2 separate regions of the Homo sapiens genome follow, and region 1 is linked to region 2. A link is a contact called in ENCODE Hi-C data. All regions are on one chromosome and are shown on one strand. The core of a region is the stretch at or near the end of the contact, and the rest is flanking DNA. Distances in the headings are between cores, read along the strand shown.

What was found. A loop is a pair of places that touch in the nucleus more often than their neighbours do. Pooled maps may share reads with other maps.
Region 1: a map of heart left ventricle shows a loop between it and region 2 (2.9-fold over the local background). The contact joins two enhancer-like sites. A Hi-C loop is called at or near these places in 5 of 168 maps with a recorded cell type or tissue (CD14-positive monocyte, K562, heart left ventricle and 1 more), 1 of 37 single-sample maps with no recorded cell type and 3 of 50 pooled maps.

The regions. Positions count from the first base shown.
Region 1 is chr22:46,107,184-46,113,253 of GRCh38, reverse strand. It overlaps LOC124905135 (collagen alpha-1(III) chain-like), which reads right to left. Exons shown (of 2, transcript XM_047441696.1): 2 at 1-6,070. MIRLET7BHG (MIRLET7B host gene) reads right to left here. Exons shown (of 5, transcript NR_110479.1): 4 at 3,901-3,987; 5 at 1-3,490. MIRLET7A3 (microRNA let-7a-3) reads right to left here and starts at 505; the gene lies at 432-505. RefSeq lists an enhancer at 1,944-2,477. Within about 2 kb of position 3,938, at least 17 of the 41 ENCODE cell types and tissues checked have a DNase peak (open chromatin) inside an H3K27ac peak, as active enhancers do; they include thyroid gland, where a contact is called at or near this core.
Region 2 is chr22:45,593,434-45,599,483 of GRCh38, reverse strand. The region is part of intron 16 of FBLN1 (fibulin 1); the gene reads right to left. Among named protein-coding and RNA genes, the nearest start is that of LINC01589, 9.2 kb to the left of the region's middle. Within about 2 kb of position 1,668, at least 3 of the 41 ENCODE cell types and tissues checked have a DNase peak (open chromatin) inside an H3K27ac peak, as active enhancers do; they include thyroid gland, where a contact is called at or near this core.

The DNA.
Region 1 (6,070 bases), core at 2,689-5,188, 510 kb before region 2:
CCACGGTGCCTTCTCCTGGTGCTCAGTGGAGGGTACGGCTCAGGGCCACCCATGAGCCTGGGCCTGATGGCGGGGGGAGTGTTGGGGAGTGTTGGGAGACAGAGGTCAGACAAACAGCTGCGTGGATCGCCTCTCTCAGTGCGGCTGGGGCAGAGGGTGGGGTCGGCTCAGCTCTCCTCTGCCCTCGATGCTCCACACTGCATCTCCTTCCATCCTCATTTGCCTCCATTTTACAGAGGAGGAAACTGAGACCCAGAGAGATCAGGGGCCTGTCCAAGGTCACACAGCAAGTGGCACCTAGGCCTGTCAGACTTCTCAGTGTAGGCGGCCCCTGCCCCCGACTGCTGCCAAGGCTGCCCCCAAACCTGGCCCTGCCCGCTCCCAGCCAGGGTTCCAGACGCTCTGTCCACCGCAGATATTACAGCCACTTCAGGAAAGACAGTAGATTGTATAGTTATCCCATAGCAGGGCAGAGCCCCAAACTATACAACCTACTACCTCACCCCAAAGGGCAGTCGGTCTTGGTGCCGATGGGACTCCGTGGCTTCCAGAGGCACCTCCTGGGGACGCGGGAGGAAAGAGGGCTGAGGAGAACAGGGGCTCGAGGCTCGGCAGGCCACACGCACCAAGGGCACAGGGATTCTGGCGGGCAGGCGCGGTGGGCGCAGGGGGCTGGGACGCCGAAACCCTGGGAGTGGGGACATTGTGGCCAGCACCAGCAGGGACGGGAGCCTGCAGGAAACCACCAACCAGAGAGGGACGAGGAAGAGAGAAAGGAGGAGGGAGGGAAAGCCCTGGCGGCATTTTGCGACGCTGTCACAGGCAGCCGGCTCCCTCTCATCTGGACAGGAGTGGCCATAATGTCCCCAAGGAACTCTGCACTGGAGACCCTAGGAGGAGGGCTGTCATCTGTCGAAGGCCAGCAAGACACAGGCATGCGAGTGCCCACCCTGCTCGGCCCCCTCCCTCCCCGCACAGCGCCACCAGAAGCAGCACTCGTGGCCCCCAGGCTGGCTGAGTAGCGGCTTCACGGGCGTGCCGTCTCCTCCCACTGGGCAGGCAGGCATCCCTCCCCAGGGGCCCTGGTTCTGGCCCTGCTGTGCAGGCTGGCCTGAGCTGACCGCACTGCAGGAGGTGGCGGGAAGGTTCTTTCCTTCCTTGAGGGAAGTGGCCTCTAGGGGAGAGCAGCTGGGGGGGTAGTCACAGACCCTCAGGTCCACCCAGGGTCCAGTGCCTGTCCCTGCGGGTGCTGGCACACTCAGTGCCCTAGCTTGGGACGCACAGGGCTGGGACAGAGTGTAGCATGAGGATGACACTGAGAGGGCCTCGGGGCTCCCCTAGCAGGGGAACGTGGCGAGAGACGGGCCTCCCTAAGCCCCGCCTATCCTGGGCCTGGTGCAGGGTCAGCCTCAACAAATGCTAATTGTGGCTACCACCTTCCTGGGGAAAAGCTGAGGGGGCAGATACGACTGTCAACCCCTCTTAAACAGGTGAGGAGACCGAGGCCCAGAGAGGCAACGTGACCTGGATGTCACACAGCCAAGGGGGCAGCAGAGTGAGGTCCAAATGTCCTGCTCCCTGCCAAGCTTTTTTTTTTTTTTTTTTTTTTTTTTTTGAGATGGAGTCTCACTCTGTCCCCCAGGCTGGAGTGCAGTGGCGCGATCTCGGCTCACTGCAAGCTCCGCCTCCTGGGTTCACGCCATTCTCCTGCCTCAGCCTCCCGAGTAGCTGGGACTACAGGCGCCCGCCACTACGCCCGGCTGATTTTTTGTATTTTTAGTAGACAGGGGGTTTCACCGTGTTAGCCAGGATGGTGTTGATCTCCTGACCTCGTGATCCGCCCGCCTCAGCCTCCCAAAGTGCTGGGATTACAGGCATGAGCCACTGCGCCCGGCCTGCTTCCTGCCAAGTTAAACGGCATGCTAGCTCTCAGCTCCCCATGCCCAAGTGGACTTGAAAGGTCTACCCCAGCCCTCCTTCCACAGCCCATCCTGAGCAGGCTGCCTACTCCAGGCAGGCCCCAGGCTGGGCTGGACCATTTAATCCTCACAGCCCTGGTAAGGCTGAGATCACGGATCCCACTTCATAGTGGAGAAACTGAGGCTCAGGGGGTGCTGAATCTCTAGCTCTAGGTGTCTTTGCTCTCAGAAGTTGGTCGGGGAGGGGGTCTGCTTGCTCTCTGGGCACGTGTCCTACTCCCTCCCGAGGGGCACTGGAGCAAATCCCAGGTCCTTAGCCAGCAAGGAGACCGCTGAGGCTCACACCTGGTGCCGCCCACCCAGAACTGGAGACTGAGATGCTGACTCACCCAGGAGTGGGGACCAGGAGGGCCCCGATGCAGCCCGACCCTCCTCTGTCCCAGCATCATCTCGCCTGGGGTCGCGAAGACCCCGTGTTCCCTCAAGGCCTCAGAACAAAAGCGGTATGAGAGGGTCTGGGGGTCCTGCTCCCCTGCTCCAATTCTGGGTCCCCTGGCTGGTGGGCAGGACCAAGATGTCCCTAAGGACTGTCCGGGCAGAGCCAGCCAGGGTGGGGTGAGGGCTGAAGGGACAGTGGCTGAGGGTCTCCTTGGACCCTCCCAGCTGTGGTGAGTGGCCGGAGGGGGAAGATCAAGGCCATCCCAGCTCCTCTGAGCTGAGGCTGACTCAGGCTGTCGCACACCTCATGATCAGCTCCCAGTCAGGTGGTCCACCCTGAGTGTCCCTGCGTCTGCCCCCATCTGCACCCCCGGGAGGTGCCTTGGGGGAGGCTGTGGGGTGGGTTGCACCCTAAGCACGCACTCTGGGCTCCTGACTTAATCTCTGAGACCCCCACCCCCTCAGGCTGGACTGGCCACCTGGGCTGGCTGGGTCCCCTCACACCTACTGGGTTCTGACTCATGGTCCCAGCAGGCTAAAAAGGGGGTGGGGCAGGACAGCCCAGTGGGCGGAGCTGTGAGAATCCAGGCCGGCCTCTGGGCTATGCTCTGGGCAGGTCTCATGCCCTCGTGAGCCGTGGTCTCCCCACTGAGGCAAGGGGTCAGCTGCCAGGGCCCCCGTCATCAGCCATCGGAGCTGGAGTGCAGGTGGGGACCACCATACTGATTCCAATGGCCCCAGCCTGGCCCCCACAGGTCCCCCAGGCCAGGACTTCAGCCTCCTAGAGCCTACAGTGCTCACCATGGGGGGACCCAGCCCACAGGTCGGGCTCTATAACGTGTGGCAGAGACAGAATGGGAGACAGGCCCCTAGTCCACCCTGGTCGTCACCACAAGTGCCCTCCCCCTGGGCCCCCAGCCCCACCTGGGAGAAGCAGATGTGACTCAGTTTCCCTCATTCGGCCTTTCTCGTTCTGGGCTAGACTTACCCAGGTGGCATCTTGAGTCATCCTGGGCGATGGCAGGTGGCCTCGGGGCATGAGGGCTGCACTCCAGGATGCCCGGTGGCTAGGTGACAGGAGAGGCCAGCGCAGGAGCTTCTGTCCCCAGGGAGTGCTCGAGGCAGGCTGGGCCCTGCAGACAGGCGGTGCACACAACAGAGCCCAGGGCCAGAGAGTGAGTCTTCAGGGTGTGGAGGTGAGGCTGAGCCTCTTCCACTCAGACGCCCTGCAATGAACCACGGCTCCTTCAGGCCCTGTCCAGCCTGAGGGGTGCACCACCAGGGTCAAAGATCACCATGCCCCAAGTGCACAGTGGGCAGATGAGGTGGGCCAACGGGGGGAGCTTGCTGGAAGAGTGGCGGGAAGACAAGAAGAGACATGGCTTCAGGGGAGGCCACAGCCTGGGCGAAGGTTTGGCTGTGAGACCATCAAGTCCCCACCTAAGGACCTCTGTGCCTGAGGGTGGGGCCTGGAGAGGACCGGGAGTGGCCTGGCTCTGAGATAGCCCTCCCTCCCTATCAGACCTCCCACGGCTCCTCCTACCTCCAGAGCCAGGATGGCAGGAGGCCCAGCTCACTGTGAGGAAGGCCAGCCCCAGGCAGGGGCTCCAGGTCAGCGCCACTTCTTGACCTGTTGGGTTTTAAAAACAAAAGTGACAAGTGTCAGCTCTGGAAGAGACGTGGCCTTACCCAGCTCTGAACCCCTTTGTGACCTTGGGCCTTGCCCAGCCGTCCCGCACCAGAACCGACACTCCAGCCTGGCCCGTCTCTCGCCTAGTGGCTCACCCACCCCTGTAAGGGCCTGGATGGAATGTGGAATGGCCTCCGTGGCCAGCCCTGTGTTGGACAATGCCAGGTCAGAGGGGACCAAGACCCAAGCCTGTCCTTGAGTGGTCAGTGGTCATGTCCCCCTGCTGGGAAGCCTGTGCCCTGCCAGGCTGGTGCCTGGATGCTCTAGGGCCCAGAGGAGGGCAGCAGGATGCACAGGGGGGACAGCCTGGTGCTGCTTTCCCGGGTGCCTGGCCTGTCAGCAGGTGGCTGGACTATGGAGGGAGGGGTTAAGCCCCCATTGCACCGAGGAGGATGCTGAGGGTCCAGGGGGGCTGTGGCTTCCCCTGGGACCCAGGACGAGGAAGGCTTGGGGTTCTCCCACGAGCGGAAACCCCCGGGAGGGGCCCACAGCATCCAGTCTGGGGCTGCAGGGCTTCGGCAAGGTCTTGTCCAGTGAATGAAAACTTCACCTCACGCCAGCCCATTCTGGCAGGAGTGCCCTTGCAGGGTGCGCACGGGGTGCAAAGGCCAGGGAGGTGCATCCAGGCAGGAAGGGATGTGGGTCCCCGGGGCTGAGCCCAAGACGCTGGATGGGAGCAGACATACCGTGGTTCCCTGCAGCCCTGTACCGTGTGACCTCGAGCAAGAGCAGCCCTGCTGGGGACCGGGAGAGTCACCCACCAGGCTATTGAGGGGCCTGTGGGGACACTGGGTGGGGGGTGCCCTTCCCTCCTCCTCCCTGAGCACCAGCCCTGCCCACGCTCCCAGCCAGCTAGGCCGTCTACCACTGTTGACACCCTCTCTACTGTCTCTGCCCCTCCCCAGCATGCCCGCAGCCCGGGCTCCCCCTCCAGCCTCCCAGAGCAGCAAGTGTCCCGGGCAGGCCTCTGCTCCCAGCATTGCCCTGGCCTGTCCCTCTGCCAGGCACAACCACCCTGCTTTTTCCTGCTCCTTTCCCCTGAGGGCCCTGTGTTCCCTGGTGAGTCCCAGCTCTGCCCGCAAGGCTCTAGGACTCGCATCTGGACCACCCAGGCCTGCAGTGGTCAGGGAGCCTGAATGTGGCAGTGCCCGCTCCGGGGGACTCTGAGGAGGGTGTATGGACACATTTCCTGCACACCCAACCCTGCTGTGCTCCACAGGACCAGGACACAGATGCTGTGACCTCAGCGGGCTCCACCCCCACCGCAGGAGGATCTGCACGCAATCAGGAGAACTCCAGCCGACAACCAGGGCTTTCTGGGGTGTGGGGTGGGGAAAGACTGATGTTTCAGCTTCGTGACCCACTCATGGAGCCATTTCTGAGCTGGTGGGGAGAAGGCCAGTTGCACGTGTTGTGGGGTGTGTGCGGGGGTGATCTCCAGGCCCACCTACCTGGCAGCCCTGGGGGTGAGCATGGGGCTCAGGCCTGGGGAGACAGCAGGAATCTCCCCTTTCTCAGGAGGCTTCCTGAGACAGACCAGAGAAACCCTTCGCAGCCAGCCTGGATGAGGGCTGGGAGGGCCATGCAGCGTAAACGGTGCTCCTTGAGCAGAGCTGACGGGGAGTGAGCAGTCGGCAGGCGCTCTGCCATCTGCCAGCTGCCACCTCCCGGGCGCTGCCCCGGCCCCACGGTGTCTGCCCGTGGGCAGGGTGCCCGGCAGGCCCAGGCGGGGGAGGGGCCGGGCCAGCCAGGACAGGTGTGCGGAGGCCTCGGTGGGCAGGTGGCCATTTCAGGGCCGGGCGGATGTCTGGAGCAAGTGAGGCAGACAGACGGTGTCACCCCGAAGTCACCTCGGGCTTGGCTCAGGGCCACTGGGAGCCGGACCCCCCCAAGGAGCACACCCCCGCCACCCTGATTGGGTTTCTCCCCATAAAGCGGCCAGTGTCTCTGCTCAGCAAGCCGTGCCAACAATGGATCTGGGAAAAAGACAGGGAGGGGTGGCGTCCGGGGGCTAGGACGGGAG
Region 2 (6,050 bases), core at 419-2,918:
GACTGCAATGGGCCCTGGATCCTCCTGCAAGCAGAGCACCCCCAGTTCTCCATGGGGCATGCCTCCGGACCCCTTGCTGTGCATGCCTCTGTGGAGGCTGACACCTGAGCTCACTGTTCAGTGTTTGTGATAACAGGGAAGCAAGAGGTGGCTGGAGTGACAGAGGATCAGAGCAGCAGTGGCGTCCCCAGGGCAGTCAAAAGGAGGATGGGTGGTGCAGGGAGACTGGTGTCAGTTCTGGGGAAACAGCTGGGGGTTGCAGGGAGCTCTGCCTGTACCAGGGTAGGGATCAGGCAAAGACCGTGGCCAGAGGACAGGGCACAGACAAAGCTCAGCCACGGCAGGGTAGAAGAGGAGCAACCCCAGGCATTCTGCAGATTCCAGGGGATCCGGGTTAGCGGGTAAGGGAGTGGGTGCCACAAGTCCTCCCCAGCCTGGGCCCGCCATCTCCATGGCCCCCGACCAGGCCCAGCTGGCACTGCCTTCCCTCTGCAGGGCACCCAAAGCCTCACAGAGACTCTCCCATACTCTGTACGCAGTGAGAGTATGGGACAGTCCTCACTGCACTGCGGAGAGGCTGAGGCCCTTTTGAGGCCTAGGTTCCCCAGCAACAAACGGTGCCATGCCCCTGTGCTCCTGCACTGCACGATTCAGATGCCCAGCATCTGCCAAGGCATCAGCTCCAGCTGTGCAGAGCGGCCTTCCCACCAGAGCAGAGCACTCAGCAGATCCCCTTCGCATGCACACATGTGCTAAACAGGTGCTGGGACAGTTCCCAGGGTTCCAGACATCATGAACAGGATGCTGGTTTCAAAGCTGGTGGGAGATCTAGGATGAAAGGTATGCACCACGCTCTGATGGAGGGTGTGCATTGTCCAGCGGGGGCGAGAATGGAGGTGGGGAGGGCTGGGGAGTCAGGACAGGTTTCTTGGAAGAGGCACCCCTCCTGCAGAGGAAGCTGCACAAGCCAAGGCTACAGGCTGCTCCCCAGTGTCTGCGGCCAAACAGGCACAGACCTATGGGTGCTGACATTTATGAATGAACCGCCAAGGTCCCTTCTCCGTTCCACATGTTCTGACAGTAGGATTTGTCTAAGGTGGTGTTGAGGGTGGGGATGTGGGGTAACTATCTAACAGGTGGCTCTCTGGTCGTACCATCGGCCAATTTCTATGGCAAATTTCCGGTACCACGTGGCAACACTGAAAGTGGACTTGTGGAGAGATGTGTACAAGCAGCTCTCCAGAGCTGGTGTGAGCAGTGTGAACGGTGTGAGCTGGCACTGAGACACCTGCTTGGATGCTCTGTGAAGAGCGAATATGGAGCCTGCAGCTTCACAACCACAAGTTGAGAAATAGCTACTGACTGTTTGCCACAAACGGCTGATTCCAGGCTGGATTCTGTGAACAGTTCCTCTGCAGGCTTAGGAAACGTGCACGGTGACAGCCTATCTCCACCTCTTGGTGCCCAGGACACAGCAAAGGCTCAGGGGAGAACTGAGGGGTCAGGAAGGCCTTCGGTACGAGTGGCTGGTTCCTGGTCAGGAACATCAAGTTCACGCTCAGAAAGAGAATCTGGGCACAACGTTCCCCCCTTTCGCTCTCTGGGCTTATGTTTCAAAAGTGAAAGGCCCAGCAGCTGGGGTGGAATTTCAGGCTGTTCCCTAAGCAAACATGGGCTTTAGCTCCGATGGAGAGATAAGCACAGGCTTCTGCAGGCTGTCAGCACCCTTGCTCTGCCTGCTACCTGGTGATGACATTGAAGCTTTGTCCTGCTTGAAAGCCCATGAACGTCTTCAGCTCCCGGCAAAAGACGTGCGCCTGTCACCACCCTGGGCTCGCCAGCAGAACCTGATGACGGGGTCACTCCTGCCTGCCCCTCCCTGGGCTGGGTCTGCCCACCAGGGTCAGTGTGGGCTTACAGGGCTGAACCTAACGTACCCCCGTGGGCCCCCTGTATGTCATATTTTTCTCTCCCCAGGCCCGAGGCCAACAATGGTGCCCCCGCTAGCCACAGTGACCTGCCAACTTTACTGGTACTAGGCGCAGAGACACTTCTTACCACCCTTCCTGGCATTCAGAGGTTTGGGGCTTGAAGGAGAAGGAGAGGCTGGGTGAGCCTGTGAATCACTGTAGGGAGGAATGGCAGGCACCTCCACAAGCAACAGTCAGATATGTCTTTGTTTCAGCTGGGTGCAGTGGCTCACGCTTGTAATCCCAGCACTTTGGGAGGCTTAGGCGGGCAGATCACAAGCCCATGAGTTCGAGACCAGCGTGGGCAACGTGGCAAAACCCTGTCTCTACAAAAAATACAAAAATTAGCCAGGCATGGTGGTGTGTGCTTATAGTCCCAGCTACTCAGGAGGCTGAGGTGGCAGAATTGTTTGAGCCCGGGAAGGTCAAGGTTGCAATGAGCCAAGATTGTGCCACTGCATTCTAGCCTGGGTGACAGAGCAAGATCCTGTCCCAAAAAAAAAGAGATCTATTTCTGTTATTATTATATTTCTGTATATTATATAGTTTCATATATGATATATAACTATTATACATATAAAACAATATATTAAAAATATATGTTATAAAGTATGTCAAATTTATATAACTGTATTTTAAATAGTTTAAAGTGTATTTTATAAATTTACATATAAATTTATATAATTATTATATAATTATATTTACACATAAGTGTATTTATATGTAAATATAATTATATATAAATATCCATATTTGTTCATATAAAATGTTTACATTTACTCTAAAATTTATATATAAAATATAAACATGATAAATATATAATTATCATATTATGTTGCTATATGTACATAATTATATTATGTTGATATATGTATATAATTATATTATTATGTTGATATATGTATATAGTAATCATATTCTTATGTTGATATATGTATATATAATTATCATATTCTTATGTTGATATATTTATATATTTATCTTAAATGTCTATATTTAAATACACACTCCTGGTGCATGTGGGACCATTAATATTATCAACAGTTCCAATGCACAGAGGGTCTGCGCATGCTACGTGTGCCTGGCACTGGCTAAATAAGAATGTAGAGAAACTGAAGGTCTGTCCTCAGGGGTCAGTCTGGGGACAGAGAAAGAAAGAAGAAAGTGCTCATGCAGTGAGCTCCATGTGGGACAGGGACCTGCCACAGACGTTCTAAGTAGGCCCTTTGAGACCTGCAGGATACGAACTGACCTGGCTCCGTGGTAGGACCCCCAGATGGATTATTTGACCTTCCTGAGTCTCAATTTCCTCTTCTATGAACAGGGATTAAAAACAGCAACCTTTGGCCGGGCGTAGTGGCTCACGCCTGTGATCCCGGCACTTTGGGAGGCCGAGGCGGGCGGATCACAAGGTCAGGAGATCAAGACCATCCTGGCTAACACGGTGAAACCCCGTCTCTACTAAAAATACAAAAAATTAGCCGAGCGTGGTGGGACACGCCTGCAGTCCCAGCTACTCAGGAGGCTGAGGCAGGAGAATCACTTGAATCCAGGAGGCGGAGGTTGTAGTGAGCTGAGATCGCGCCATTGCACTCTAGCCTGGGCGACAGAGCAAGACTCTGTCTCAAAAAACAAAACCAAAAATAAAACAAAAAAAACCCCAGCAACCTTCAAAATCAGAAACAAATCAAACTCGATGTCATCCTTTTTCTTTCCACTGAGAAATGACCACTGGCTATCAAAAAGCATTCTAATATTTAAAGTGATCTGACTCCCAGCCAAAGCGTGGCTGAATTCTTAGAAACATACAGCAGGTGTTAAGTATTTCTCTTGGACTGATTTATGAGAGAGGAAAGCCCTGAACATATAGAAAATGATTGTCCCTAAATACATTGCACCAGAGTACTTCACGAGGTTTGGTCTCTACAATGGCTGAAGACCAGAGCTCCAAGCTGATTGTAAACAGCTGCGTGGTGAGACGAGCAACTAGAAAGGAAGGACCACACTAGGGAAAAGGGTGCTGTGAAGGGGAAGGGAGGCGCTAGGCTGAATCACTGATGGTCAGATTCGGGGCCTGGATTTTCTCAGGTTCTTTGCATTTAACAAGAAAAGTTATTAAGGTAGAACAAGTAGGGATGCTGCGAGGGTTGAACAACAGACTGTACGGCTGCACACAGCAGGCGCTCAAGGAATGTGCACCCCTTCCTGACCTTCCAAATCCGCTTCTCTATCCCTCCCCTCTGACCTGAAGTCCACACTGCATCTCCCAGTCTGTGCACAACCCCACTCAACCCAGGACCCCCTTTCCCAGGCCATGCCCTGTCAGCGGACCTGCCCACACTCCTCCAGCCTAGCCACATTTTCCTGGGCTCTGGTTTGGGGAACAGGTTTCCTCCATCTCCAGGCTAGTTCAAGCATGACTTCCACCTCCTTGCCCTCACCTCGACTGAACCCAGGCCAGTGGCTAGGGAGGACTTCATGAAAGAGGACCTTAACAGTTCAGCTGGTCCTCAGTTCCTGGCACATAATAGATGCCAAATAAATGCCTGCAGAATCAAGATTCTGATACCACTTTTCTTCATAGCTTCATAACCATCCATCAACCCAACCATCCACTCACCAATCCATCTATCCATCCATCCGTCCATCCATCCATCCACCCACCCACTCAGCAATCCATCAACTCACCTACCCATGGATCCAACCATCCATCCATTCACCCACCCATCAACCCAACCATCTGCTCATCCATCCATCCATCTATCCACTCACCCATCCATCTATCCATCCATCCATCCATCCATCCATCCATCCATCTATCCACCAATCCATCCACTCACCTACCCATGGATCCAACCATCCATCCATTCACCCACCAATCAACCCATCTGTCCATCCACCCACACACCCACCCATGGATCCACCCACCCATCCATTAGATGCTACCCACCCATGAATCCACCCACCCATCCATTAGAGGCTACTCTGCACAGAGGAGCTTTAAACAGGAAGCTTTAAATTGGGTTTTGAGGAATAAATATGAGCCAAGGAAGCAGGAAGGACAAGTGCAAAGCCCAAAAATATGAAGTTTCAGGCCGGTTCTGGGAACGGTGTCAATCTTGGGGAGAGGCAGGCAGATGAGGCTGAGCCACGTGCCTCATCTGGTGGGGACTGCCCCAGGACCTCACTTCGTCAGTCTCAGAGAACCAAGAAGCTGGGTCATTTCCTGGCTGCCTCCCCATCACGAATTCTACACCACTGTTCTTTCAGAACCACCACCAACTTCTCTAACACAGGGAGGCAAGGGAAGGAGGAAGAAGTAGCAAGGAACACTCGCTGCCCACATGCAGCATCGCAAACATGAGAGCTGCCACCAGGGGCCTGGTTCCATCCATCCACTTGATCCTACAGACTCTGATTTGCCATGTCTCATGTGCCAGACACTGGGACCAGCTGGAATGCTTCATAGAAGTCTTCACAGAAGTCTTCCCTGGACCCCCTATGTCACCTGGCACCTGGTCTCTTTCCACTGCAACACTGCACCTGCTCATTGCAGGGGACGCTCACAGTCGGCCTCCTTGTTCAGGGACAGTGTCAGCTCATTTCTGCCCCACCATCCCCAACCCAGGCCCTGGCAGGCCCATGGCAGGCCTTCTGCCATGAACACGTCGTAAGATGAAGGCAGAAGAAGAAGAAAAGAGAGTGAAGGAAGGAGAGAAGGAAGAAGGAAAATCAGTCCCTGAAGCCTCACAATCTAGGAACGAAGACAACACTTTGTCCTGAAGGAAAGGGGAGCCACTGAAGGCTCCGGGTGAGAGCAGTTTCATTTGGAAGGACCACCCCAGCAGTAAAAGGCAGGACAAAGAGGTGCATTTCCATCACACCTGGCTTGTCTGTCTTACCTGCCAGGGTGTTTGCCTCCTACCTTTCCGAAGCCCCAGAAAGAAAAAAAAGGCCACAGTGCTGAGTTCAATTGTGTTAATCTTCCAAATCCTCATCCCTGGCATTTCTGCTTCAGGTCTCAGACGCTGCTGGTATCCCTTGGCGTGTCTGTGCCTCTTAAAGATATAATTAAGCACT